Linked DNA regions of Mus musculus: region 2 is linked to region 1. A link is a loop called in an ENCODE intact Hi-C map of the cell type or tissue named here. Cell type or tissue: left cerebral cortex. All regions are shown on one strand.

Region 1 (8,000 bases):
CAATTGTTCATTTTAAATAAGGGGGTTTCTAAGGTTAGAATTTTGGAAAAAATTCAATATGGGCTCTTATCTCATTTTATCTATTATTATAAAATTTATCACATTGTCTCATTTTCTGAAATTTGGCCTGTTGAAAGCTAACAGCATTCTACATCTTGCTGCTAGTTTTGACTATTTTCTTAAGCAATTTTATAGAACATTTTGCTGTAAGACATAGGTCTAAGGCAACTCTTCCTGCTTTAATATTGACTTTAGAAGATGCTGGCATATTTGTAAGTAATTTTATTTTTCCATTAGAGTGAGTATTTTCAGAATCCCGTGGAAATAGTGCCAGTCATAGAGCTTACCTGGACCTTATGGTCCTTAGACATGTAGAAATTAATATCAATGCTCTGATAATGGGGCCAGTTGTGTTGTTTTTCCAAAACACTTTAATGAGTATACTAGCACCATATACCTGGCAATGACCTACTAAAATTACAAGTGACTCATTTTAGTTCTTGATAATCAAAATCTGCAGGTGAAAGAAGAAAATTGTTCTTACTATGCAATACCTTATTACATAGAATCTACTTCATATGTGACCCGTTCTTTCATGATTTCCTTAATCCTTTCATGAGGGGACATTAAGGTACTATGATACAAAGGACAGAAAAGCTATCCCTATTGAATTCTTAGGATAAAGTAATCCAAGGATGCTTAATTCACATGATACCCAGGATGGGAGTTCTATTCTAGAGGACTAACATACAAACAGATGCATCAGTTCAGATGTGAGACCTAAATCATTTGGTCAACTTGCAGCTGCAGTCACTAGTATGAGATGAGTAGTGGCCAGGGACATGCCATTTTCAAAACCAATTAAGCTAAGGTAGGTCCATCTTACCTGTGAGATTTTGTGTTCTGAACTCAGGGATTTGAGGACATGTGGCAAAAAACAAGTCAAATATCTGCACTATAAGAGTGAATTCCCTTGGGCAACTCTTTGAAACACTAAGTTTATTTTAGACCACCTCAAGATGCCCAAAAAGAGTTTTTTGGTTTTTTTTTTTTTTTGGTTTTGGTTTTTTTGTTTGTTTGTTTGTTTGTTTGGTTTTCTTCAGTTAGTTATGACCTGAAAAATGAAAGAGTGAACAACACAGGAAACAGTGAGTGGTTAAATGCATTTGCAGAATATTTGCATACATGTTGTAATCACTTTAGTTTAACCTCATCTGATTTTTCCTTCTTGGCAAGAATTGCTGCATTCTCTATAGAGCCTGATTCCCTGTCTTACAGCTTCTGAATAATTTTTGAGGATTATATGAATGAATTATTGTTTTGACAAATTGGCCTTCCTTCCAAATTCCTTGTCTAACACTATGTATTCACTTTTGGATGATTGTTTGGTGTGTGAAAATACTGTTTGCTTTTGACCTTCACCTCAGTTTCATTGTCAGAAAGAGATTGGGTTGGCTTTGCCTACAGTTATCAATGCTAAATCTTTCTTTCTGTTATTCTCTAGGACTGCCTTTCCCCAATACTTTTTCAGAAAAATAAATGCCTAAAGCAAGAAAACATAGAGTTTCTCCAGATTCTCAAGGAAGTGAAAAAATATTAAAAGGTGAAGTGTATAAACAATAAATGTAGATAATAAAAAGAAGAGAAAAGAAGGTGAATGTGAAGGTGAGCGGTTCTCCCTTAAATGAGCATTTCCTTTCCACTTTGAATTACCAGAAGTTACTGTTTCATGGCTGCTTGTTTTGTTCCTCTGGTCTAAGTTTTTTTCATTCCCTAAAAATACAGTAATATATATTCTGGAAGTGTTCATCTGCACTTCTACACACTAGATGTACTGAAATAAGTATGAATGCAAAGCTGGTTTGGCTTAGGGGTAAGAAGATCAGCATTTTCTTTCATGTAAAGAAGGTTTCCAAGACCCACTTTCTAATATCTTCTTATATAATGTGGAATAATTGAGTCTTTTTAAAAATAGACCTAATGCCCTTTGCCTGGAGCTATAAAAGACCACGCCCACCTTAAGTAAATTAGTTTGACTTTTTATCTCTATTTTGCAAGATGCCAAAGTGGTGTGCACACACATTTTCCCCCATCTTTTCCCCATGGTAGATGAGCTACTAATATTTACTAAAAGGTATGACTTGGATGTACATTTTACATGATTGAAAATTGTATCAGTAAGTGTTCATATTTGACAGTCTACCACATGCACTGACAAAAAGGATGCTCTCAAGAAGAAAATGCATTAAATCTCTAGTAAATCAAGGTGAATTAAGATGCCACGGAGCACTTATTATTTTCATGCACAGCAACAATGACTTTTCAAAGATGAGATTCAGTGCATGGTGTTTACAAATGTGAGGTGGGTTAGGTTGGTGGAGACAGTTATCCAAGAGGATGAGGCTGATGTTTAAACTGGACAGACATATGGATAGGGGGAAGTGATAGGAAACCTGCTACTGTTAAAAAACCAGTAGGAGACAGGATGCATAGAAGAAACCTGCAGGAGACCGGGGTGATGTTTGCAGCATATGGGAAGACACAGTCATCCAAGAAAGGTGGCACCTTCGTATGCCAGCAGACTTTCTGCTCAACTTGATATTAAAAATGTGCTAAAAGAACCTATTTTTTTTTTAGAATAACCCTCAAAAGTTGAGAAATCTCTTTGGGTTACGTCTTTTATAAATGAAGGAAAATATTGTGGTTGCACATAAATATATAAATATTTTAACACTTTAAAAGCTAGTAGGACCCATTTAAATGATTACTTGTCAAATGAGTATATTTCACATCTCTGGATCTCTCTTACAAGCTAAATGCATGGAAGCCTGTATTAATTCTCTTCTGTCTAAACAGTACCCTAGTGTTTTACTGACTGAAGAATGTAGAGGAATAAAATTGCCAGTTTATCATCATTCCTTCAATTAATGCACAGATTAGAATCACTAGGACAAATGTAACATGTGCTTATTTAATTTATTATTTTGGCACAAAGTGTTTTCTGCAGTTTTGTGAAGGTGAACATAACCTGGTATTCTATTCCTTCTTGTTATATAAATTGTTAGCATAAAAATTAAAAAACAAAACAAAACAAAATCCCAATAGCATTCCAAGCATGCTCTTTGCTGAAATAAAGGCAATACAATGCAATCTGAAGTCCTTCCAACAGAGGGCTGTATGTGCTTGATTTAGACGAAGAAGGGGCATTAAAAAAAAAAAAAAGATTTGGATTTAGGTTGCTATAGTAAATTCTGTATTACACTTAAAAATAGAACTGATAAAAATGGAGTCAGTGGAGTTGAACGGGGAAGAAGCATCCTAAGATGAAATGTAAGATCCATTCTTACAAGACAGAATTTTATGTCTTAGAATTGATGTTCTTTTTAAAAGACAAAATGTATTTTAGCATCTATAAATAAGAAAGTAGGCAAATTGGAGATAATCTGTGCTTTAAAGTACTATTAATATTACCCCAATTGGATATATTTTTTAAAAAGAGAGGGAGCGATTGTATGTATTCTCTTGCAGAGGCTTTCTATCTCTGCCATTGGAGAATAGCTGATTGTTGTTATAAACAAATGTATTATGTATATAAAATGAAGCTAAATATTTAATATGCAGAATATATGTTTGTATGCATGCACAATGCAAAACCGTTTCTAAGATATTTTACAAAGAGAAATGATAGTGTTTTAAAAGGTGGGGCACAGAAGCACTAGAATAAGCTAAAATGAATTGTATACTTCTTTGTGCTAGGCCAGGTTTGTAATTCTATTTCAGATTGCAGAGGCTTACAATATATCTATTGTAGTAAAACAAGAAATAAACAAAACCCATAAATTATCTCTAGAATCTAGCGAGATCTTTGTCTTTCAATTTTAAGAAATGCTTTATTTTATTGGATTTCTTTTGTGGGCTTTGAAATGTTTATGACCTTCTGTAAGCAGAAAGCTCTTTCAAATTTTAACCCTCTTCTTACATGTAGTTAAAAATTCTTGTTTCATTTAATGCAGAGCTAATTTAGTGACATTACTAGTATTCTACTGAAATAAATCATTTTGCTATTTGACAATATTTCCTAAGTTATATTTCCCTAAAATTCTAAACTAATCCCTTTAAAATAAATTCTAGATACTATTTTGAACAAAGGCCTCATTATAAATGCTTCTATTTCTGCAAATGCATTTCTTTATGAGTCTTTTTTAATGCAATGGAGATTGACAAAGTACAGTTATGGTAAAGCACTAGTAGCTAGAATATAATAATACATAATAATCCTATATTTATATCTTTTGTGTTTATAATTCCTGTTAAAAACACAAATACTTATTACTTATATAATAATTTTGATCTTTTACATTTTTCACTATATAATTATACATAAATTTGCTAATAAATACTAATAAGTGATATGTGTTTATTAAAGCACAAGTCCCTACTATAATCTGTTATGAAGCAAATAAAATTGTGTTTGGTTACCTACAGTACTGCTTTCATTCCTGTTGTTTTATTAATTGGTTCTTTGATAAAGCAGAAATATTGCATTGTATAAATTGTTGCAGCCTGGATATTCTCATGAAATCTGAACAACCATTTCTTCATTTCCATTTGCCTTTTGCCTTTTGCAGTAACTGAGGAGGGGAGATGTCTGTTACTACCCAAAGAATATCCAACAGAAAATATGTGCATGAATAAGAAATATTTTTAAAATATTTTTGAGGTACTTTTATTAAAATGAAATATTTTTTGAGGGGAACACAGATTTTGAATTTCTTAATTAAGGTTCAATAGCTGCAAACATCTTCAGCTTCAAGAGACTGCTATTTTTCTGTTGTTAATTTTCACATGTATTTGTGAAATCTCTAAGTGAAAAGTCTTCCAGAACACTCTCCTCTTTTTATGTTGTATTACTTTACTTGGCTTATATTTTACGCACTAATATTAAGATTAAAGACAAAGCACTGTACCTTTAAGTCATAACCCAAGAGTACAAAGAGAAAGACACTCATGGTGCTGATCTACCCAGCATCTTCCTAAAACAATTGCCCCCATTTTATTTGTCATAGAATCCAGGCAATAACTAATGTTTTGCTTATTATTTTTACTCAGAAAAGATTGCATTCATAACCATATAAAATGCTGAATAAGAATAATGTGGTTTTGTCCTGAACTCAATTTTGATTAAAGGTGAGAACAACTAAGTTGCAAGTATACTCATATATAATTCCAGCTACATGTATTTACAGGTAACTATTTTAAAAGCTATTTAAAATATTTTAAATGATATTCGGTATCATATTTATACCAAGATATAAATCAGAATTATTTGCATCTGTAAATATTCCTTTTATGGCTAAACAAAAAGCAAAACACTTATATTTTTCGAAAAGGGCACACAATGCTAATGGTTTGCTCTGCGCACCTGCCAGCTTGGTTTGCAGTTTAAGCCACCCTGGAAATTCTCATTTCTTTGTGCAATATTTTATTCTGTGCTTTTCTTCAGGGCAGATTGGTTCTGCCTGCACTTTATTTCTGAACCCATGTTCATTCAAAATGGACTGCCAGACATAAATGCTCTATCTAGTGTTGCCACTGCTGCTGCAGGGGCTGCTGACTAACAGCACCCCTCCCCCAACCAGCTCCTGACCCATTCTCCTGCCCTATCCTTTGTTGACAATGGTAGTCCATTGTCAACAAAGAGTGTACAATTGTGGAATACTCAGCAGCAATTTTGGTAATGTTTTGCTTTGAATATTTTGAAAGTATTTTTGAAGTCTATAAATAGATGTGCCCCAAGCTTTTCCTTTTTCTTGATTTTAATATTTGGAGATGAGCTCTCATCCCACAGGGCAGCCTCGGGGACTGCAGTGGCTGGAATGCTTTCAGAGAACAAATGTGGCTCTGTGGCTCTCTTTTCATAATAATATCAACATCATATAGATTTAATAACAGGGTGATAGAGGACATTTTGATGATGGGGCAAATTCTCTGATCTGCCAAGGAAAGCATCTGATTCTCTCATGTACCAATTAATTATTGAAGCAACTGGAAATAATAGGCTACTCTGCTTGCTTCTTTCCTGCAAAGGAATGGAGTTGGTGTGGTGGTGGTGGTTTGTGTGTGTGTGTGTGTGTGTGTGTGTGTGTGTGTGTGTGTTTGCACAAGCATACATGTGAGCACTTGTCTGTGTTCAATAAGGAATCTTGGGCAGAAATTTCTTCACTGTGTTCTTAAAGATTATAGGGACGTTATCTGTACACGTCTGGTATGACAATAGTATTTCTAAGGAATAGGAATGCAATCTTTCTTTTTCTTTTTCCTTTTTTGAATTATTTTTTCATCCACACCCTTGATGGACCTCATTGTGAATTATTGTGTTTTATTTTAATGTCTACTTCTCATTTACTAGCACCTTTTTTGTTTTGTTTTGTTTTACAGCCCACTCTCTAAGGCAGGCACTAGATCAGTTGAGAAGAAAATCTTGTTTTGCTTTATGCCTCAATATGCATCATCCTCCTGCATACATAGATTGCCTTGGTATAATCTGGTTACTTTACAAAACTATTCCATGATATTCAGACTTGAGTCATCTTTCGCCCTAGAGTCTGTGGTTCTATAAACTTTTTAGATAGAGGGAGGTTGGATTCTTGGATTATTGTAAATTTGTTGCTTTCTATTGTGACAATAGTGTTTATATGCTTGACACCCTCATAATAATATTAAGCTCAATTTTTTAGTGTGATGTACTTTATACATTTGTATAAATGTCACAGCCTGTAATCACTTTCTTTGTCATCGACGATTAATCTAAAAAAATCGAATAATTCACTGCCCCTTGCCATTTACATATCGTCTGCTGCCATCTGCTCTTCTCAGCAGCAGTAAATGATGGGTAATTAACTCAGTGCCTTTGTCTTTCCCTTGCTGAATGTCTGACACATATAGATTTTCCTCTCTGTGCGGATGTGTGTGTATATGTGCATGTAAGAGGAAGAGGGAAGTGGTAAAGAATAAAGTGCAAGGGAGAATGAATGATACTTCACGGATGCATGCCAGCATGATATCATTGAAGGAGAGAAAGGCAAAGCAAGGTTCAGAGGAGTGGCCAAACTTCATGACCTCACATTTTAACCAAACCAAGATGAAGAAACACTACTGGAACTATGACTTTCTTGCACAATTGAGAGATTTTTCTAAAACCTTGAAAGCCAAGGTAATAATGGAAAGCCAAGGAAAGACTACAAAATCCTTTTGTTAATCAAGATGCGAAAAAAGATCATGCAAATGTGATGAAGTATACAATAACCACCACTAGCTTAAATACTCTACTTGACTTCTACACTGGGGGTAAATCTGTGTTGGAGAAATGATGCATAAGATAAATCTCAGATGGACTTGATGCTTGACCTATCTCTAAAAGCACAAAGTGTCAAGGAAAACCTAGAAGGACTCAGGAGACTCAAATTGTGTTGAAAAGCTGCTTTGAAAAGAAAATGAGATTTCTTCCCTGGATTTCTACAGATTTCCACTAAATAGATTAATTATTTCTTTCAGACGTCTCCCTTCACACAGGAGATATAATATTATTGGGACAATTCTTACTTGAAACACCTATCTTTCATTTTGCAATAATTTTCTGAATTGTGGCTGAGTTTGATAACACTAAAATTTGAAAATACTAAAAACTAGAAAGGGAAAATTAAGGGAAACTTATAATTTAGCTTTGTTTTAATCCAAAGTAAAGTTAGAATATACCCTGAGTTCCAGAGTATGACCAGAATCTCTTCTACATAAAATTCTTAAGGCTTCTTCTGACTAATGTTGATATACATGTACTATCTCTAACTTAAGCAAACTAAAGTTTGCTCATTTCATTTTTTCCATTCACACACACACACACACACATACACACAAAGAAAATATATTTCATTCACTCAGTAAATCTAAGAAATAATCTATAATGATGTAAATCATGACCTAATACCTAACCATTCACACTG
Region 2 (8,000 bases), 510 kb after region 1:
AAGTGTAAGCGCCTACCTGCGTCTTTGAGACACTTGCCAAAATTGGGATAACGGTCCTGCGATGAAATATAATCACTGTACCAAAATATAACCTTTTACGGGTCATTATTTTCCAAAGACATGTGCCCAAGCTCCCCTTTCCTCTCCTCCCTACACCTCAAGCCCCAGCTTAATTTGTTATCTGCTAGGAGACTTCTCAGACAATTTGCATTGTCATCATATGAACTGGCTACTGGTACACAAACATGAACTGACACACTGCTATGGAGGGACAGGGCTGTCACAACAAGGCAGCTGGACTGTTATATATTCACTTTGCTCCCATTGTACTTCCATTCACAGCAGCGCTAGGACAAAGGGCCTGACAGAGCTAACCACGGATTGTCACCTTGATTTGTCCGGGATAGCAGATATGCAGAAATAAATTATATTTTCCTGCTTATGAACATAACATGGAAGCAAATAAGCTTGCAAACAGCTCTTCCAAGTAGTAATACCAAAGAAACATCTCCTGTTTCAGAGCTACTACATGCTGCCTTACCAAGGATATGAAGAAAAGCTGGAAGAACACAGAAAGGGTCTCCAATATTTTATGTCTAACATGGCAAAACAAATTCTCCGGTTGTGAAATTTGTGACTGATATTTCGCTAAGCTTTGATTGGTGATGAAAGGGAATACAACTGTATAAAATGTAAACTTACCCCTCCTAGAAGATGCCATGTAAAACCTAGCAAATGCACCTGATGTCCTCCCCCACCCATAGGAAATACATACTGTATTGAAATAATTCTTTAAAAAATAAAATAAATGACATTATTCAATGTTGAATTGTTTCTCAATAAAATAAATCTTATGTTATTTAAAATTTACTAAATGTTAAAATGCTATGCCTGAAAGTGGCAAATATAGTCGGCTGCAAATGAGAAATTTTACAGGGTAATGTTTTTATGCCAGTGTTTAATTTACTACTTTATTGACAAGGTGTTTGTGGGCCTTTGAGATGAGACAGGTTTAATATCTACATGTAGATAAATGAAGCAGACAAGGTCGGAAAATGGTTTTCTGCCAGCTTTCTGAGGAAAAACAGAACATTTCTCCCTGCAACAAGGCTAAAAATATGTCACCTTATAAAATAGGAATCATTGCAAACCTGATAAAGATCAAAAGCACAGAAGCCTTATCAATTCTTTCCATTTTCACAGACAATGCCACAGGCTTGCTGATCCTTCAAAGGACACATTTTCACAGCCTCACATTTAAAAACTTTCCAAGAGTTATACCATTACCTACAGCTCATTTCATTATTATTTCTAATGCTATCCCAACAGGATTTGCTAGGAACTTGCACAAAGAAACACCTAAAAATACATCCCATTTGCTCTTTTACAAAAGAAATAAATGATGAGATACGGCCAATCTGAACATGTTACGTTTTAGATGATGACTTGCATTCTTTTGCCGAGAATACTATATTGAAAACAATCACATGAAAACTTACTATATTTCTTTCAAATGACCTATTCATTTTGAATTTTTCCTTGTTCTTTTCTGTTTTGTACTGCACAGAACATACAGATTCTGTCCACAAAGCCACACTTAATAGCCAGTGTTTTAAACAGTGACTAGCACAAACCAAGATGATACATGGAATTGGGTGGTGCATATGAAGACAATGTAAAGCACTTCCCTATAATGAAATGCAAATGCCACTCGATCAAAGGTTTACACTCTCACAATGAAAGATGCACTCAAAATTAAACCTATGCTTTAAGAGGATAAGAAAAAAAAAAAAAACTGAATAACTTGCTGTAAATATACTCAGGGAAAAAAATCTAAATGAACACAAATTGTTATTTATTACTGTCCAAGAGAAAAAAAATGGTACAGATGTGGCTTTCCTCAGAATTCTATGCAGCCAACCGTAAGAGCTCCGTGCCCGTGCACCTGACTGCAGCAGCAGAACCCGAACTTGATGGTTACAGGGGATGACAGAAAGGGAACATTGAAAGTGCTATTATGCAGTTTACAAGGGAAAGGCTTCAACACATTTCAGCTTCCTCTGGTTATCATAGATGGGTCTCTTATGCTCTCTCTCTCTCTCTCTCTCTCTCTCTCTCTCTCATCTTTCATGTGTATGCTTATTAGTTGTGCATAGTTTTAATTTTGAGACTTGATTTGTCTTTGGTGGCCACCATCTCTTAACACCCTGCATCTTTTAGGATTTCACATCATTTGACAGATTTTCAGTCTGCTTTGTGGTTGTAAATAAAATTCATAAATATTGGATTCATGTACATGGTCCTCTTTGGAAAAAAAAGGGGGGGACATTATCCCACTTCATCTCTGTACTTTAATCATATGTTCCGAGACCACATTTTATATTACTAAGTTATTTTTTTCTTGATTAAAAGTAGCAATGTGTTCAGTTTAAGGCTTTTGTCATTTCAAGAACTAAAATGGTTTTCAGTAGAAACATTCCTGTTTTAAACTATATAGTATGCATATTCTTCACAGCTGAATGTGTCACATAAAGATGATTCTAGAAATAGAAGTTATTTGCAATTATTTTATACAATGTACAAATTAGAGTTCTATGTTCATAGTGTCTATACTCATTGAAGAGGGAAGGAAATGGAATGATTTAAAATTCCCAAAACATGTTATATCATATCAAAACACAGACCACAATAGTTATGATAAAGAAAATAGTGATTTTTTTTTAAAAAGTATTTTGTGGAGGACCGAAAATATAAGATTTTTATTCCAGGGAAGAAAGCCACAATTGTTCAACTCTTCTCCCTGGTATGTTCCTGTTCTGTGTCCAAATGTTCCTATAAAGCATTTCTGAGACCAGGATTGCTGCTTGGCATTGTCTTAAACTTTCCTTGAATTTAAGAGCGATGTAAGCCATGCTGCCTTGCTCCTGATATATTGGTGAGTAGGCCTTCGAAGATTCTATTTTCCACACCGGGTCAAGACTGCTGACAAGGGATTAATCAGCTGCTCCTCCTAAGCCATGAATCAGAACAATTGCTGTCAGGTTCCTGTGGTACAAATGCCTGGGAAGAGAAGAGTTGGGAAATGAAAGAATGTATCAGGAATGTAGAAACAAAAAGTGCCAGAGAATAAGAGAAGCTAGCTGAATCTACAATTTGGCTACCTGTGATTTGATCTGGTTCAGTCACGAAATTAAATAGATGAAATAAATGTTGAACTAAATGCTTTCGAGGATCCACCCTATTCCTCTGAGATCACTGTCTTATATCACTTGTGACATTTTATAAAGAAAGCTTTCTGCCCATTTACTCTCTTTTGGTTGGCACTGGCTCTGTTCAGGTACACATTGAAACATGTCTATTGGCTGAGGTTTAAATTCAGGGAAGTCTGGGCAAAATGTGTGCTTCTCTTCTGTACAGCTACTGCAGAGCCAACATTGTATTTAACCTCTCTGTATATGTTTGCATTATAGAATTGGAAAATGCTGAGTGAAAATGCATTGAGTGGAAATGAAAACCCACATTCTTAGATTGTAACAGGATTCTTTGTGTAGGAAGATATACTTACATTGAAATGGCCTTTCTGTAAGTGAGATTGTCTATGATGACATGAAAACGCATGCAGACTAATATCACATTTGTAGAAACAACTGTGTCTAGATTTTCAGATAATAGTGAGGAAAATAACAAAGAATTCTTTTTCTTGAGCATCATATATCATATGCAGATAGGTATTTCTGATTTTGATCTTCAGAATATGGTATTTATAGGAAGGCAAGTATTAGGACTGTGATTTAAAATAATGGGGAATATAGAACAAAGGTGATTAATAATTGTGCCATGAAAATTAAATCATTTTGTATTAGAGAAACGGGAATATAAAGGAAAGTTTTCAAAATAAAGCCTTTTTTATTAAAAATAAAAATATTCAATGTTAATACATTTTAAATACTGTAGAAAACAACTCTTTCACAATTAAAAATAAATAGCAATTTTATGCTGATATATTTTAGTAGAATAATTTGCTTTTCGAAATTTTAAGAATAAAATTATATCCATATTTCTGTCATAATGTAAAAATGGTCATTTATAAATTTTGGCTATGCACTGTGGTTTGTTGTTACAGATGAGTAACTGAAAGTAATAAATGTATTTTAATGTTTCACAATGATGTCGTATGTGTATATAGTTTATAAAGAAGTATAAAATATTAAAATTAGGAATAAATACGAACAAAAGATATGAGTAATAAAGCCTTTCTATATGCATCAAGATTGTATTTTATTCTGGGCATATATTTAGTGCAAACTGTGAGCAATAAATGCGTGCTGTTTTTAAAACACAGCACAAAATTAGTGTGTTAAGAGCTACTCTACAAAAATAGTGCTTTATATAAAAATAGTATTAGTAAGCATGCATTAGTAAGCATTGGGTCTTATCATTTTAAGTGAAGAGTTTGGTATATCTATATTACGAGTAAAGAAATTCGAGTTACTAGAGAATGATATATAGTATGCACCATATTTCACAAGAATGCCTCTTCTCCTAAAGTATTTACCCTGTGTCTTCAAAATGTTATTGAGAAATAAGTGTACAGCTACTGGTACCTTCCTTAAATGCACTGAAAACGTAGAAATGCATTTGATTACATAGTGTAAGAACTGATATTAAAATTATCTATGGCTCGAATGAAAAAAAAACCTTTACTTGACAGATAAAAAGAAAACCTGAAAAATCTTGTAAAACAGATTGGCATGCAAAGTGCTTAGTGGAAGCACTATTTTTAGAAATAGATGAGTTATTTTTATCCACATGCAAAGATTAATGCATCTTATAATTGATGAAATATTTGATTAAAAATAATTGCATGTAGAGTGAGTCAAAATGACTGTTTAGCACAGTTCTGACAATGATTTATAATGTGCTTGGCAAAGTTGTGCAAAGCAGTGCGTGTAAGTAACCTGTAAACGGTTACAAAGAGAGGATTTAATATATCCTGTTTATTGATAATATTTTATATAAGTAGAAGCAATGAGAAAGCATTTCTAGTAAGGTGCTAAGAGTATACCTGAACTTAATAATGTATTTGTTTAGCATTTTCTAAATTTATTCTATTTTTAACAGTGCAGTTTTGTTACTGTTCTTCATAGAACAGGAATCCTTTTTTTTTTTGATGCTACTGTCCTACCACTTAGGCAAGAAGAAGAGCATTTCAAGGCAAGTTGTGCATGAAACTCCCTGTCCTTATTTTTATGTTTTATCTTTATTTTTTAAAGAGGATATTTGCATATCCACAATTAAATAATATTTGTTTTCTAATTGCAAATGATTTAGTACAAAATGGTAACTGATGAAAATGCACATGTCAAATCTCATACACACACACACACACACACATATACACACACACATTTAAAGCTTAATGTGCCTGAACGTAATTTCTGCAAAACAAAGTAAACTACTACAGATGATGTGCAGAGATGCTCACATGCAGAGGTGCTCACATGGAGAGGTGCTCCCACAGGACAGAGCAAGGGGGAGACTGAAAGGCAGGACTGGCACTGAATACCCTTCCCTGTCTGAAAGGAAGGAAGTCATGGATGTGATTCCTACCTTTCTCTTCAGAAAGGAAGAATGAGGACATCAAAGCCACGTTCAGGCCATACAGTCTGGTTAATATTTTCTCAATCATAGTGGACCTTTAGGCAAAGAAATAACAATCTCTCCTTACTATTAAAGAACAAAATTAGTATTTTTAACTTGCTGAGTAAGTATGCACAACTGAATTTCACACCTGATTAATTTACTTTTTTTGCACCAATATTTCATCATTCTGCAACAATATCTCCTCTGTTTTCTACATATAATTTGCAAAGAAGTTTTTCAGTAATATATAAACATGTTCTAAGCACTATTATTTTGAATTCCATATATATATAAAAGCATGCATGGCAACTGTCTATTTTCTTTTTTTACATTTATTTCACTAGAATGTAAATTTAACCGGAACAAAAGAGATTTTGGAAAACAGATTTGAAAACATCTCTGTGGCTCTATCATTTTTATTATACTATTCATTATTTAAAACATTCAATTTAAATATATTTTGATCATATTCTCCTAACCAAGTCATTCTAGATTCTCTTTGTCACTACCAACCCAGCTTGATTTTTTTTCAAAAAATAACCAAAAACCCAGTGCATCAACAAAATATCATAAAAGCAAGAAAACAATTAACATAGCACCCAGAAAGAAAGAAAAAGGCTTTAATAAAATAAAAGCACACACATACATGCACACACACACATGCAAACACACACACATAAATAAACAACAACAAAATCTATGGAGTCCGATTATATGCTGGTCAATTACAATATAAGACCTGAACTGAAGTGGCTGATATACCCATCGACACTCAATACCATGGTGTCTAGGGTTTCATTCACTCATTCACTCATTCATTCATTCATAATTCATTCATTTAAACATAGAAAATAATATACAATAAGATCAAACAATAAACAAACAAAAAGTTATTTCAATGAAGTTGTACAAGACAAACCAACAATATGAAAAGAGGCCAAGGGAACACATAAGAATCAAAAGAACCTATTTGTTCACACATTCATGAATCACATAAAAAGAAGCCCAGCTATAGACACAGAGGACAAGGTGCTGACCTTCGCAGGCCCTGTGCTTGCTCTTTCAGTCTCTGGGTTCATATGAACTGTGCTCAAGTTGATGTAGAAGGCCTTGTTCTCCTGGTGTCTTCCATCCCCTCTGGCTCTTAGGTTCTGCATCCTCTCCAGTGGGTTTCCCTAAGCTCTGAAGGGAGGAATTTGATGGAGGCATCCCAGTTAGAACTGAGTGTTTATATTTATATATATATATATATATATATATATATATATATATATATATATATATATATATATATATAAATGTAAATTGGTAGAAAACAGGTTTCTTCTAAGAAAAATATCAGAAATATATCTAACCATATCAAATTTTATTGCTATATCACTGCTGTTATCTCCAACTTGCATAATATTCTTAAAGTATTTGTTTACTAAATATTTGGAAACTACCAAAAATTAAAAGGTTGTAAAATGTGGTTTGAAGAAGATATAATTTTGTCAGCAAACTAAAATTATTGTAAAGTGTACTTGAGATGGAATTTATTTGTGACACAAAAGAAATTTTGGTTAAATAATCTTCAAAATTCCCCAAGAATAAACTCTCATGTTATTACAGATGAATTTGGAACCAGATGAATTCCTAAATGGCACACGTTTCTTCCATTATTTAACTGTTCAAAGAATAAATCTTTACTGAAACTATTGCTTAACAGTATTTAGAGAAACATTAACATTAATGTCTGTTTAGAAAAAGACTTTCCTATCTGATTATACTTTATCAAATGAGAATTAGTTTTATAATCTTTTTTGTTCAAAGGGAAAAATGCTTCATTAATTCTTATTTTATCTAATATGTAAAATATAACACTCAAATAATAAGAAAATAAATCATCTACAATCTCAACAATCATAGACACCTACAATTTAACTACTTCATTCCAGTCTTATTCCTCTTAGGAATTTGTCTTTTGTAACAAAAATAAAATAAAATAGCTATTATACTAAACTGCAAACAATTTGTTATGCTACACTATTGTTCTATGAGGAATGTTTATTTCAAAGTGTGAATAAAGTGTGTTTTCATTGCAAACTTCAGAAACCACACTATAGAAATGTGTGAGCATCAATTCTTTGTATTTTGGATTAATTGTGTTTCAGCAAATAAGGTAATTTGACATGTGAAAAATTCTAAACTGAATAGTATATAACAATAGTAATTACTCTGGCCTCTTTCTTGTATCTTTTCTCCTTTTCCTGGTTCAGAATTCTGTGGGTTATTTGAAACAAATAATATATTTTTCACTTTTCATGCTTTCAAATCATTCCTCAGTTGGAAAATGTAATAAAAATATGAATAATTAT

Evidence for each region. Hi-C counts contacts between places; a loop is a spot of excess contacts. Peaks named below come from ENCODE experiments on the same cell type or tissue, not always from the same donor. Only the 100,000 strongest peaks of a DNase experiment are listed, where the experiment ranks them.
Region 2: a loop joins it to region 1, with 7 times the contacts of the local background. A loop is called at or near these places in 4 of 42 quality-filtered maps.

The regions. Positions count from the first base shown.
Region 1 is chr3:16,813,815-16,821,814 of GRCm38, forward strand. It overlaps Gm30223 (predicted gene, 30223), which reads left to right and starts at 3,280. Exons shown (of 4, transcript NR_153388.1): 1 at 3,280-3,330. In left cerebral cortex, a CTCF peak has its summit at 3,155 (motif pointing right); DNase peaks (open chromatin) are centred at 2,492, 3,187, 3,587, 5,903 and 1 more place; H3K4me3 peaks cover 1,011 bases; H3K27ac peaks cover 2,202 bases.
Region 2 is chr3:17,327,645-17,335,644 of GRCm38, forward strand. It overlaps Gm30340 (a long non-coding RNA gene), which reads right to left. Exons shown (of 7, transcript XR_880680.2): 5 at 6,681-6,825; 6 at 5,611-5,696; 7 at 1-3,060. Among named protein-coding and RNA genes, the nearest start is that of Gm24963, 80 kb to the left of the region's middle. In left cerebral cortex, no CTCF peak of the experiment used is centred here; DNase peaks (open chromatin) are centred at 3,022 and 3,299; H3K27ac peaks cover 1,325 bases.